Regions from separate parts of the Homo sapiens genome. Here region 1 is linked to region 2. The links are chromatin contacts, found by Hi-C or POLR2A ChIA-PET in ENCODE. All regions are on one chromosome and are shown on one strand. The core of a region is the stretch at or near the end of the contact, and the rest is flanking DNA. Distances in the headings are between cores, read along the strand shown. Region 1 overlaps LINC02689 (long intergenic non-protein coding RNA 2689). Region 2 overlaps MUC5B (mucin 5B, oligomeric mucus/gel-forming).

Region 1 (5,451 bases), core at 2,194-4,693, 96 kb before region 2:
TTCAGTGAAATTTCTAGACATCCTGTGGTCTGGGATATATGAAGATATGTGCCCCCAGCCAGGCATGGGCTCACACCTGTCATCCCAGCACTCTGGGAGGCCATGGCAGGAGGATCGCTTGAGCCCAGGAGTTCAAGGCTGCAGTGAGCTGTGATGGCACCACCACACTCCAGCCTGGGCAACAGAGTGAGACCTTGTCTCAACAATAATGATTAATAATAATAATAATAAGATACTTGACCCAACTTCCTGTTCTTTGCACTAAGAAGGTGGCACAATGCTGCTTGGTAGGCCTTTTTAGACCCCAGAGAGCTCATGCACCATATTGAAGCAGGCTGCTTCGACCATATGGAAGCCTCCGAGGCTGTCAGTTTTGAAGGGGCCTACAGCAGCAGAAGGCTCTGTAGCAGGTCCAGGCTGCCATCAGGCACCTCTGCACGCGTGTCTCAGCAAATCAGACGGTGACAACAGGTCCGTGTCAGACAGGGATGCCGTGTGGAGCTTCCGACAAACCCTTCAGAAGAATCCCAGCTCAGCCACCCAGCGTTTTGGAGAAAAATCATGCCCTCTTCTGAAAGTAACCATTTTCCTTTGGAGACCCAGCTCCTGGCTTTCCACTGGGCCTCGGAAGAGATGGAAGTGTCAGATGACCACGTGACCTACCGGTCATGAATGAGGCAATGCAAGATTCACCAAGCATTAAAGCTTACCGTTCCCAGCATCCCTCCACCGTCACTTGGGGTGGAGACTATGGCACAGTCTCTGGGAGGGCCTGGGACTGCACTCCTCCCACTCGTTCAGGTGGCCGCCCATCTGTGCCATGCACCCACGTCCACGGCACCCAGGCCCACGGCACCCAGGCCCACAGCACCCACGTGCACAGCACCCACGTCCACAGCACCCAGGCCCACAGCACCCACACCCAGACATTGCCATTTCTCCCTCCACAAGCACCAGTGCCTTCCAGGGCAATTCCCAGCCACCAGGGGAGTGAGGAATCAAACACTCACACTCAGTTTCCAGGTAGGTCCAGACAGTTCCAGACAACACTGGCACCAGCTGAGAGCACACGGGGCAATGCTGCAGCCTCATCTGGGGATGGCCCTGTAGGGAGGCAGGACAGGGGCGTCGTCCTAGCGAGCAGCGCTTGGGGCGGCCTCACTGGCTGTGTCCTGTGCCTGGACAAGAGGACAGGACCAGACCTCTTCAGGGGATGTGGCTAACGGTTTGCCGGATGGTCCGGGACTTGGAAGCCATCTGTTTGAAAGGTTGATGACAAGGAGGCTGGGGAGAGACTTGTGGACGAACCTTTCCAGAGGGGCACAGGACGTGGGGATATTTGCGTGTCCACGGAGGAGGCTCATCACAGCCAGCTGAACACACGGCTTGTTTTGGGGATGTCACCAGCCACCCCAGGCATGCTTGATGGCTCCTGGGCAGTGCCCACAGCAGTGAGCATGGAAGCTGCGCCCAGCCTCAGACATGGGCCCCCCACCACGGCCAAAAGCCCAACAACCAACAGCAGAGAGCCAGAGCTGTGGGCCTGAAACTGCACTGTTCCCCACGGGATGAGCCGGTCACGGGGGGAGGTTGGTTTCACTGGACCCCTCCATCAGGGAGGGTGCAACGATGTGTCCCGGTTGGAATAGACGCTTCCTCTGGACATGAGTTTCTGTCCCTGGTCATGGCACTTCTGCCGACACCACATGCAGAGTCTGAGCAGCTGTCATGGTCCTCCACAAAGCATTAGCTGCGACCCAGGGCCCCATTCCACAGAGGAAAGGGAGAGAAAGGGCTCAGGCCCATGCGTTCCCTTGCTGTACCTGGGCCACGTCACCCCCATCATGGGCTGTTGAAGGCTCACTTGTGTGACAATGTGTGACAGCTGTCTACAGGACGAGGCCTCTGGAGGGTGTGGTCCCACAAGGTGGGCCAGGTCCATGTGTGATGTTCTCCCAGAGCCGGGACACGTAGGCCCAGGGTGGTTCCCTGCACCATGGCCCTAGTGACGCACCGGCTAAGCCCATGCTCCCCGCGTCAGCACGTCTGGGTTTTGCAGGTGCTGAGGTGGTGCGGAGTATTCACGTCACACACACGCTTCCCCTGAAGGGGACGCCTGGACAGCCACAGGCCCAGGAGTCCTCTTGCCACCAGAGCAGTAGACCTCCTGCTGGGGCAGCGGGCTCAGGCGGCCAAGGACAGTCAGGACGGCTCCTTCAAGGGAGCAGCGGGAGGAGGCTGAGCCTGGAGTCTCCCCAAGACCACCTGGAAGCCAAAGTTCATGAATGACATTTTGTTGTTTTTATGTTTTGCTATTTTTTTTTTTTTGAGACAGAGTCTCGCTCTGTCGTCCAGGCTGGAGTGCAGTGGTGTGATCTCAGCTCACTGCAACCTCTGCCTCCTGGATTCAGGTGATTCTCCTGCCTCAGCCTCCTGAGTAGCTGGGATTACAGGCGCCCGCCACCACGCCTGGCTAATTTTTGTATTTTTAGTAGAGACGGGGTTTCACCATGTTGGCCAGGATGGTCTCAAACTCCTGACCTCAGGTGATCCGTCCGCCTCGGCCTCCCAAAATGCTGGGATTACAGGCATGAGCCACTGCGCCCGACCATGGATGGCATTTTGGAACAACCCCAAAGAAAAGGACGAATAACGGCTCAGTCCCTTTGAGAACACAATGGCTATGGAGCCACGGACAGGACACCGTGCCGTGCAGAGGCGGCGGCGGGGCTGGGGCAGCCACGCACGTTTTCTCCTCCCACCACTTCCCCTCCTTGAGCCCTTCCCTGCTGTTTTACATGGGGTGTGGTCAGCATTTATTTATTTACTTATTTATTTATTTTATTTTTCCATAAGTTATTGGGGTACACGTGGTATTTGGTTCCAGGAGTGAGTTCTTGAGCTCTGATCTGCGAGATCCTCGTGCACTCATTACCTGAGCAGTATACACTGCACCCTATTTGTTGTCTTTTATCCCTCGCCCCCTCCCATTCTTCCCCTCCAAGTCCCCAAAGTCCACTGTATCATTCTTATGCCTTCGCGTCCTCACAGCTTAGCTCCCACATATCAGTGAGAACACACAATGTTTGGTTTTCTGTGGTCAGCTTTTAAACTTGGTATCTGATTTACAGGATGGCAAGAGAGGACCAGTGTTGACCTAGAAAAGCAGCTCGCCTGGACTGGAGGTTGCCACACCGACTCACAGGCCTCTGTTTACCCGTGCGGGGGGATGGCAGGTGGGCCTCACTGGAGAGCCGTCGCTGGGGGGCAGCAGCCGGGTGGCGTGGGCCTCACTGGAGAGCCATAGCCAGGAGGGAGCAGCCGGGTGGCGTGGGCCTCACTGCAGAGCCGTCGCCGGGAGGGAGCAGCCGGGTGGCCTTACAGGAAGTCTTCACTCTGCAGCAGGGCAGGCCTGGCCAGTGACCAGAAGCAGGCCGTGCTGGCCTGTTTGCTGGTCACAGCCCTGCACACCCCCACCCTCATGTGCTTTCCTCCCACAGCGCAGGAGAAGCTTGGACTACACCACTTGGGATGTCTTTCCTGAATGGTTCTGGGTCAGCCTCTGCCCGTGGCATCATCCAGGAGCCCTGAGTGTGGCGGCAGCATCTTCTGAGCCTGTGCCTGGTGCTGCACAAAGCAGGGGCCAGGCAGCAACTCCCCTGCCTCTCCTGTCCAGAGCCCACCTTCCCAGGTCTCCCGAAAGCCTCTCAACCTCTGTGCTCCCTACAATCCAACAGTTGAGTTCCTCGGGGAAGTGGAGAAGGAATCGGAAGACTGAGGAGTGCAGAAGGTTGGGTGGAGCTCAGGCATGACCAGCTCACCCGCCCGAGTCTCCCAGGAGATAGTCACTCCATGGCCCAGCCTTGTGATTTGCCACAAAAACAGTGCAAAAAGAAAAACCACATGTCAATTTCAATAGAGGCAAGATAAATACTTGATAAAATTCAACAGTATTTTAAGATAAAACTCTTACCAAACTAGGAATAAAATAATTTTTTTAACTTTATAAAAGGAATACGCAAAAAAAACCAAAAAAAAACAAAAAAAAACAAAGCACAGCAACCATCACAATTACACATTTTTAAATAAAATCAGGAATGAGACAACTCACCCTCACTGCCTCTAACCCACAAAGAACTTGAGGACCCACTCACCACCAGACAAGAAAAAGCAACAACGGGCCGGGCGCGGTGACTCATGCCTGTAATCCCAGCACTTTGGGAGGCCGAGGCGGGTGGATCATGAGATCAGGAGATCAAGACCATCCTGGCTAACATGGTGAAACCCCGTCTCTACTAAAAATACAAAAAAATTAGCCGGGCGTGGTGGCGGGCGCCTGTAGTCCCAGCTACTCGGGAGGCTGAGGCAGGAGAAGGGCATGAGCCCGGGAGGCAGAGCTTGCAGTGAGCCGAGATCGCGCCACTGCACTCCAGCCTGGGTGACAGAGAGAGACTCCATCTCAAAATAAATAAATTAATAAATAAATAAAATAAATTTTAAAAAGAAACAATGGATATTAAAAATTGGAAACAAAGAAACTAAACTATGTATTGAGGAAATGATTACTTACAAAAAATACTGCAATCCACAAATTATGAGAATTAAAATAGTTTAACAAGATGCTCCAATCTAGAAATCAACATTCGAAAGTCATTTGCAGTTTTCTATATGGGCATCAAACACAAATGTGAAAATTCAAACCCCAAAATAAAAAATACTTAGGAATAAACCTAACAAAATACATATAAGATCTGTGAGCAGAAAATTATTAAAGTTTAATGAAAGACTTCAAAGAAGACCAGAGAGAGAGAGACAGAGTGAGAGAGAGCAAGAGAGAGACAGCATGAGAGAGCGAGAGAGAGGGAGAGACACAGAGAGAGAGCGAGAGAGACAGAGAGAGAGAGAGAGCAAGAGAAACAGAGAGAGAGAGAGACAGAGAGAGAGCCACAGAGAGCATGAGAGAGCGAGAGAGAGAGACACAGAGAGAGCGAGAGAGAGCGACAGAGAGAGCAAGAGAGAGAGCGAGAGAGACAGAGAGAGAGAGAGCCACAGAGAGAGTGAGAGAGAGCAACAGAGAGAGAGCATGAGAGAGTGAGAAACACAGAGAGAGAGCGAGAGAGACAGAGAGAGAGAGAGCAAGAGAAACAGAGAGAGCGACAGAGACAGAGAGTGAGAGAGAGCGACAGAGAGAGAGCATGAGAGAGCGAGAGGGACACAGAGAGAGCGAGAGAGACAGAGACAGACAGCAAGAGAGACAGAGAGAGCGAGAGAGAGTGACAGAGAGCATGAGAGAGCGAGAGAGAGTGAGAGACACAGACAGTGAGAGAGAGCGACAGAGAGAGCAAGAGAGAGAGCGAGAGTGAGAGAGAGAGAGACAGAGAGAGAGCGAGAGAGACAGAGCGAGAGAGAGCAAGAGACAGACAGAGAGAGAGCAAGAGAGAGAGCGAGAGA
Region 2 (5,379 bases), core at 1,988-4,487:
CTGTTCTGTGTGCAACCTAGGGACTTGGTGCCCTGCATCCCAGCCTCTCCAACTGTGGCTGAAAGGGGCCCAACGTGGAGTTCAGGCTGTGGCTTCAGAGGGTAGAAGCTCCAAGCCTTAGCAACTTCCATGTGGTGTTGAGTCTGTGGGTGCACAGAAGTCAAGAACTGAGGTTTTGGAACCTCCGCCTCAATTTCAGAACATTTACGGAAACACCTGAATGTCCAGGCAGAAGCTTGCTGCAGGGGCGGGGCCCTCATGGACAACCTCTGCTAGGGCAGTGCAGAAAGGAAATGTGGGGTTGGAGCCCCCACACAGAGTCCCTACTGGGCCACCGCCTAGTGGAGCTGTGAAAAGAGGGCCACTGTCTTCCAGACCCCAGAAAGGTAGATCCACCAACAGCTTGTACCATGTGCCTGGAAAAGCCACAGACACTCAACACCAGCCCATGAAAGCAGCCAGGAGGGAGGCTGTATCCTCCAAAGCCACAGGGGAGGAGCTGCCCAAGACCATGAGAACCCACCTCTTGCATCAGCGTGAACTGGACATGACACCTGGAGTCAAAAGAGATCATTTTGGAGCTTTAAAATTTGACAGCCCCGCTGGATTTTGGACTTGCATGGGCCCTGTAGCCCCTTTGTTTTGGCCAATTTCTCCCATTTGGAACAGCTATATTTACCCAATACATGTACCCTCATTGTATCTAGGAAGTAACTAACTTGCTTTTGATTTTACAGGTTCATAGGCAGAAGGGACTTGCCTCGTCTCAGATGAGATGTTGAACTGCAGACTTTTGGGTTAATGCTGAAATGAATTAAGACTTTTGGGGATGGTTAGGAAGGCATGATTGGTTTTGAAATGTGAGGACATGAGATTTGGAGGTATCAGGGCAGAATGATATGGTTTGGCTGTGTCCCCACCCAAATCTCACCTTGAATTGTATCTTCCAGAATTCCCACGTTGTGGGAGGGACCCAGGCAGAGGTAATTGAATCATGGGGGCCAGTCTTTCATGTGCTATTTTTGCGATTGTGATTAAGTCTCACGAGATCTGATGGGTTTATCAGGGGCTTCCACTTTTGCTTCTTCCTCATTTTCTGTTGCCACTGCCATGTAAGAAGTGCCTTTCATCTCCCACCATGATTCTGAGGCCTCCCCCAGCCATGTGGAACTGTAAGTCCAATTAAACCTCTTTTTCTTCTCAGTCTTGGGTATGAAGACAGTGTGAAAACGGACTAATACATCCCCATGATCCCCACATGTCATGGGAGGGACACTGGGAGTGATTGGATCATGGGGGTGGTTTCCCCCATGCTGTTCTCGTGATAGTGAGTGAATTCTCACGAGATCTGGTGGTTTCCTAAGCATCTGGCATCTCCCCTGCTAGGTCTCATTCTCTCTACTGCCACCTTGTGAAGAAAGTGCCTGCTTCTGCTTCACCCTCCACCATGATTGTAAGTTTCCTGAGGCCTCCTCAGCCAGGCAGAACTGTGAGTCAGTTAAACCTCTTTTCTTTATAAATTACCCAGTCTCAGGTATTTCTTTGTAGCAGTGCGAGAATGGCCTCATACAAAAAGTTTTGGGCCCCCCTCTCAGCACTTCCCAAATGTTTCCTTTTCGGGATATCTGCTGGCTTTGCAGATGATTTAGTTTCTTGTTTTCAATTGCTGCTATTTTAAAGTTTCTTTCTATCATTGTCACAGTTTCTGTGTCTGTAGGGGAAGACAGGCCCACTTTTCCATCTGGAAACCAGAAATCCCTTTTAAAACGTCTTTAAAGTCTAAGTAACATTGGTTTGTATTCACTGTGTTTATTTATTTATTTAATTTTAATTTTTATTTTTTTTGAGACGGAGTCTCACTCTGTCACCCAAGCTGGAATGCAGTGGCGCGATCTCGGCTCACTGCAAGCTCTGCCTCCCGGGTTCACGCCATTCTCCTGCCTCAGCCTCCTGAGTAGCTGGGACCACAGGCGCCCGCCACCACGCCTGGCTAATTTTTGGTATTTTTAGTAGAGATGGGGTTTCACCGTGTTAGCCAGGATGGTCTCGATCTCCTGACCTCGTAATCCGCCCGTCTCAGCCTCCCAAAATGCTGGGATTACAGGCATGAGCCACCGCGCCTGGCCCACTGTGTTTATTTTTATAGTTACTTGCTCTGGGGCATTGCAGAGCCCTGTGGTTTTGAGTGTGGCCTCGACTTGGGCTGCCTGGATGTGAGCCCAGCTTTCCCCCTGACAGAACCACACCTTTTCATTGCTTTGTGCCTCAGTGTTCCCATCTGTGGAGTGGGAGACACAATAGCAGACACCACACAGGGTATTGTCAGGATTGAATGATACGGTTCTGGGGCACAGAGACAGCACAGCATGGGCCTCTGAGAGGGGTGCTTGTACCCATACACCGACATAAATGGGTCTAAGGAAACCATCGCACCATGGGAATGACTGAGGTTTCGGAAACCATTTGTTTACACGTGGCGGAATGCAGACCCAGGTCAGGCAGTGACCTGGCGCAACCTCCAGACAATCAGCCTCGGAGACGCAGGGTAAACCTATAGAAGCTCACCCCAGTGGTGACCAACCTAGCCCACCGCCCACCAGAGCCCACCTGCAACCTTGTCAGGCCCCTGCCTATCTCCAGCCCAGTCCTGGGGTGGCTGGCCCTGCTGGGCCTCGGCAAGGAGGGCAGGAGAGGCTGGAGCTCTGGAGCGCTGGCAGGGGCCTGGCTGGGCCCCCAGGAGCTGGGAGCTCTGTAAATGTACAGTGTGATGGCATCACTTCCTGGGCAGGGCAGGACCCACCCAAGGGCACAGGGCAGAGGCAGGCCCCGGTGTGGGGAAGGCCCCGCTCTGCACCCACACCACAGGCTTCTGCAGCCAGGCACGAGCATTGCTTTTGTCTCCCCAGGCCACGGTCTGCCTGTAGCCACCCCCTGCCCAGTAGGAGGTCATTTTGTGTCCAAAGCTCCCTGCATCCTGCTATGCCTAGGTCCTGGCTGGCACCACCTTCACTGTCTTCCCTGCCCACACCTGCAGCCCCAGCTGCTGACCCCACCCATCCCACAGGCTCCCCGATACCCTGCTGTCTGCACCGGGTGCTCTCTGCTCTGGACAGAGCAATAGAAAGGAAGGGCAGAAAGCCCTGCCCGTGCGTGTGGAGGCGGGACAGGAGGTGGGACAGGAGGCGGGACAGGAGGCGCGACAGGAGGCGGGACAGGAGGCGGGACAGGAGGCGGGACAGGAAGCCAGCAAGCTCACGTGTCGCTTGCGTAGCAAGTGCCCCAAGGAAAGCATTCCCGGAGAGGTGCGCGTGGAACAGGGTGAAAGGCGGCCCCGCAGGGCCCAGCACCAGCCTGGGAGCATTGCACCTGGCTCCGTGCACCTGCCCTGGGGGGCAGCTGCCTCCCCGCTGACCGGGCCTGGTCGCCTGCTTGCCCCACTGACTGCCTCCATCTTCCTACATGAGCTGGTTTCCTCACACAATCCCCTACACTGGAAATAACAGCCGGGGTGACCTCTGAGTCCTGGCGGCCCCCTGCCCCCTGTCCCCTGGGCAGTGCTCCCACAGCCCAAGACTGACTCTCGGGGTGCCCACAGGGGCATGTGGATGACCAAGCGGCTCCTTGTCCCCCACCCTGCCTGGCCTTCCCAGAGGCTTCCTGGTCCTTCAGTGGCTGCTGGGGGTCCTGGACTGCCCCCCGGATGTGTCCTCCAGCCTGCAGGCCCCAGGCAAGCAGCCCACAGAGGACCTGGACAGCCTGGGAAAGACGGTAGGCAAGAAAAGACGTCAGGACAGGAAACGTACTCAATGCTCAGGGTTTATTTGCAAAACTGGGCTGGGTTGAGCAGAGGGGGCTTTGGGATGCTGACCCCTCTCTGACCTGGCCGTTGCGACCTCAGCCCTGAGTTACCCTGCAGCAGGCATGGACAGGCGGCCGCCTTGCCTGTCGCAGCTTCCTGGCAGCAGCTGGCCTTGCCTGGACCAGCCTGTCTGCCCCAGCGGCCGGACGTGGCCAGCTGGAATCCGTGCTGCGCGGGCGCTCCGGCCGTGGCAGGGACACATAGGCCCGCACATGCTTAGTTTGTTCCAGGGCGTCCCAGTGACATCAGGGAGGGGCAAGGCCAAGGTGGGCCACAGGCTCTCCCAGGGTAGGACTCCTGAGTGGCGCCCTCCCGAAAGGGGTCCTGCTGGCCCCTCACCCTTCTGGGGCCGGTTTCACCCACGGGGTGGGCAGCAGGAGCACGGAGCGCGGGGTGCCACACACAGGCCGGGGGGCTCCGCAGAGGAGGCCCAAGGTTTTCATGATCAGACAATGCACATCCTGGCTCCAGGTGGACAGAGCATGGGGATGGAGGCAGAACGTTCTCAGACAGCAGTGGCCTCCTGGGCCGGGAAGCCACGGGTGTGTGGGGGAGCCATGGGCGCAGGGACACAGAAGGGCGTGCAGCCACACTCATCCACGTGGGTGTAGGTGTGCAGGATGGCTGAGCCGTTAGGACAGTGCAAGGGCACCGTCTCCTCGTGGACCCGCCTCTCCTGGCAGCAGGTGCACTGGTGCTGCATGGCCTGGGCCTCTGCTGAGTACCTGTGGACGCAGGGTGGCCCTCACATCAGCCACCTTGGCCCCGCCGTTTCTCTGCCCAGCCATGGTGACACATGGGCCTCTGGGGTCCTGGGCCAGACGGCCGCCCCCTTCTGTCCACAGTGGCCTGCTCTGTGGGCACGTGAGGCTTCACCTTCTCAGGATGGGGCAGCTCTGGGCCCCCAGGGTCCCTTGGCTCCCGGCTCTGTCTTCTGTGGCCTGCACTTCCCCTGTCTGAACCAGCTCCTCCAATCCTGCTGACCCTAAGCAGCCCTTGACCCTTCCTCCTGCCTCTTCTAGCTAAGGGTCAACCCTTCTGGCCCCTCCTGCTGACAGCCAACCACAGTGGCAAGCCATGGGGGGCTTCACAGAAGGCTCTGGTTCCACCCACCCTCCCCAGGGGGACACCTGGACCTGGGTTCGCAGCGGGGAGCTCTGTGCCATGTGGCTCGGCTCAGCCGGGCCCTGGCCTGGCTAGGAGAGCGGCCCCAGGCTTTCTGCCAATGGACGTGGAGAGGGGGAGCCCTGCTGGGGAGCCCCTTCCCTCCTTCCTGGAGCTGGCGTAGGCCCTCCTGACCCAGAGCAGGCTGCCAGCCAGCTGACGGGCCAGGGCGGACCCACCACACGCAGGTGCTCTTGGCACAGGGCCAGGAGCCCACTCACTTGGACGCTCCGGGGCAGGAGCCCTCGCAGAAGGTGATGTTGACCTCGGTCTCGCAGCCCTGGTGCCACAGGATGGTCGTGTTGATGCGGACTTGACAGGAGTCTGGGAGGAGGAAAGGCAGATGTGGAGCCCCA

Evidence for each region. Hi-C counts contacts between places; a loop is a spot of excess contacts on that map. ChIA-PET counts read pairs that join two places held with the same protein, here RNA polymerase II (POLR2A).
Region 1: a map of HepG2 shows a loop between it and region 2 (5-fold over the local background). The contact joins two enhancer-like sites. A Hi-C loop is called at or near these places in 1 of 168 maps with a recorded cell type or tissue (HepG2). POLR2A ChIA-PET finds 5 or more read pairs at or near these places in 4 of 52 experiments (CD8-positive, alpha-beta memory T cell, Panc1 and WTC11).

The regions. Positions count from the first base shown.
Region 1 is chr11:1,356,368-1,361,818 of GRCh38, reverse strand. LINC02689 (long intergenic non-protein coding RNA 2689) reads right to left here. Exons shown (of 5, transcript XR_930972.2): 2 at 1,011-1,104. Among named protein-coding and RNA genes, the nearest start is that of LINC02689, 8.8 kb to the right of the region's middle. RefSeq lists enhancers at 1,583-2,082, 2,083-2,584. Within about 2 kb of position 3,443, at least 2 of the 41 ENCODE cell types and tissues checked have a DNase peak (open chromatin) inside an H3K27ac peak, as active enhancers do.
Region 2 is chr11:1,260,594-1,265,972 of GRCh38, reverse strand. It overlaps MUC5B (mucin 5B, oligomeric mucus/gel-forming), which reads right to left. Exons shown (of 49, transcript NM_002458.3): 48 at 5,245-5,347; 49 at 3,801-4,584. The coding sequence ends at 4,365. Among named protein-coding and RNA genes, the nearest start is that of MIR6744, 6.7 kb to the right of the region's middle. RefSeq lists enhancers at 1,311-1,370, 3,265-3,770 and a silencer at 3,334-3,483. Within about 2 kb of position 3,237, at least 26 of the 41 ENCODE cell types and tissues checked have a DNase peak (open chromatin) inside an H3K27ac peak, as active enhancers do.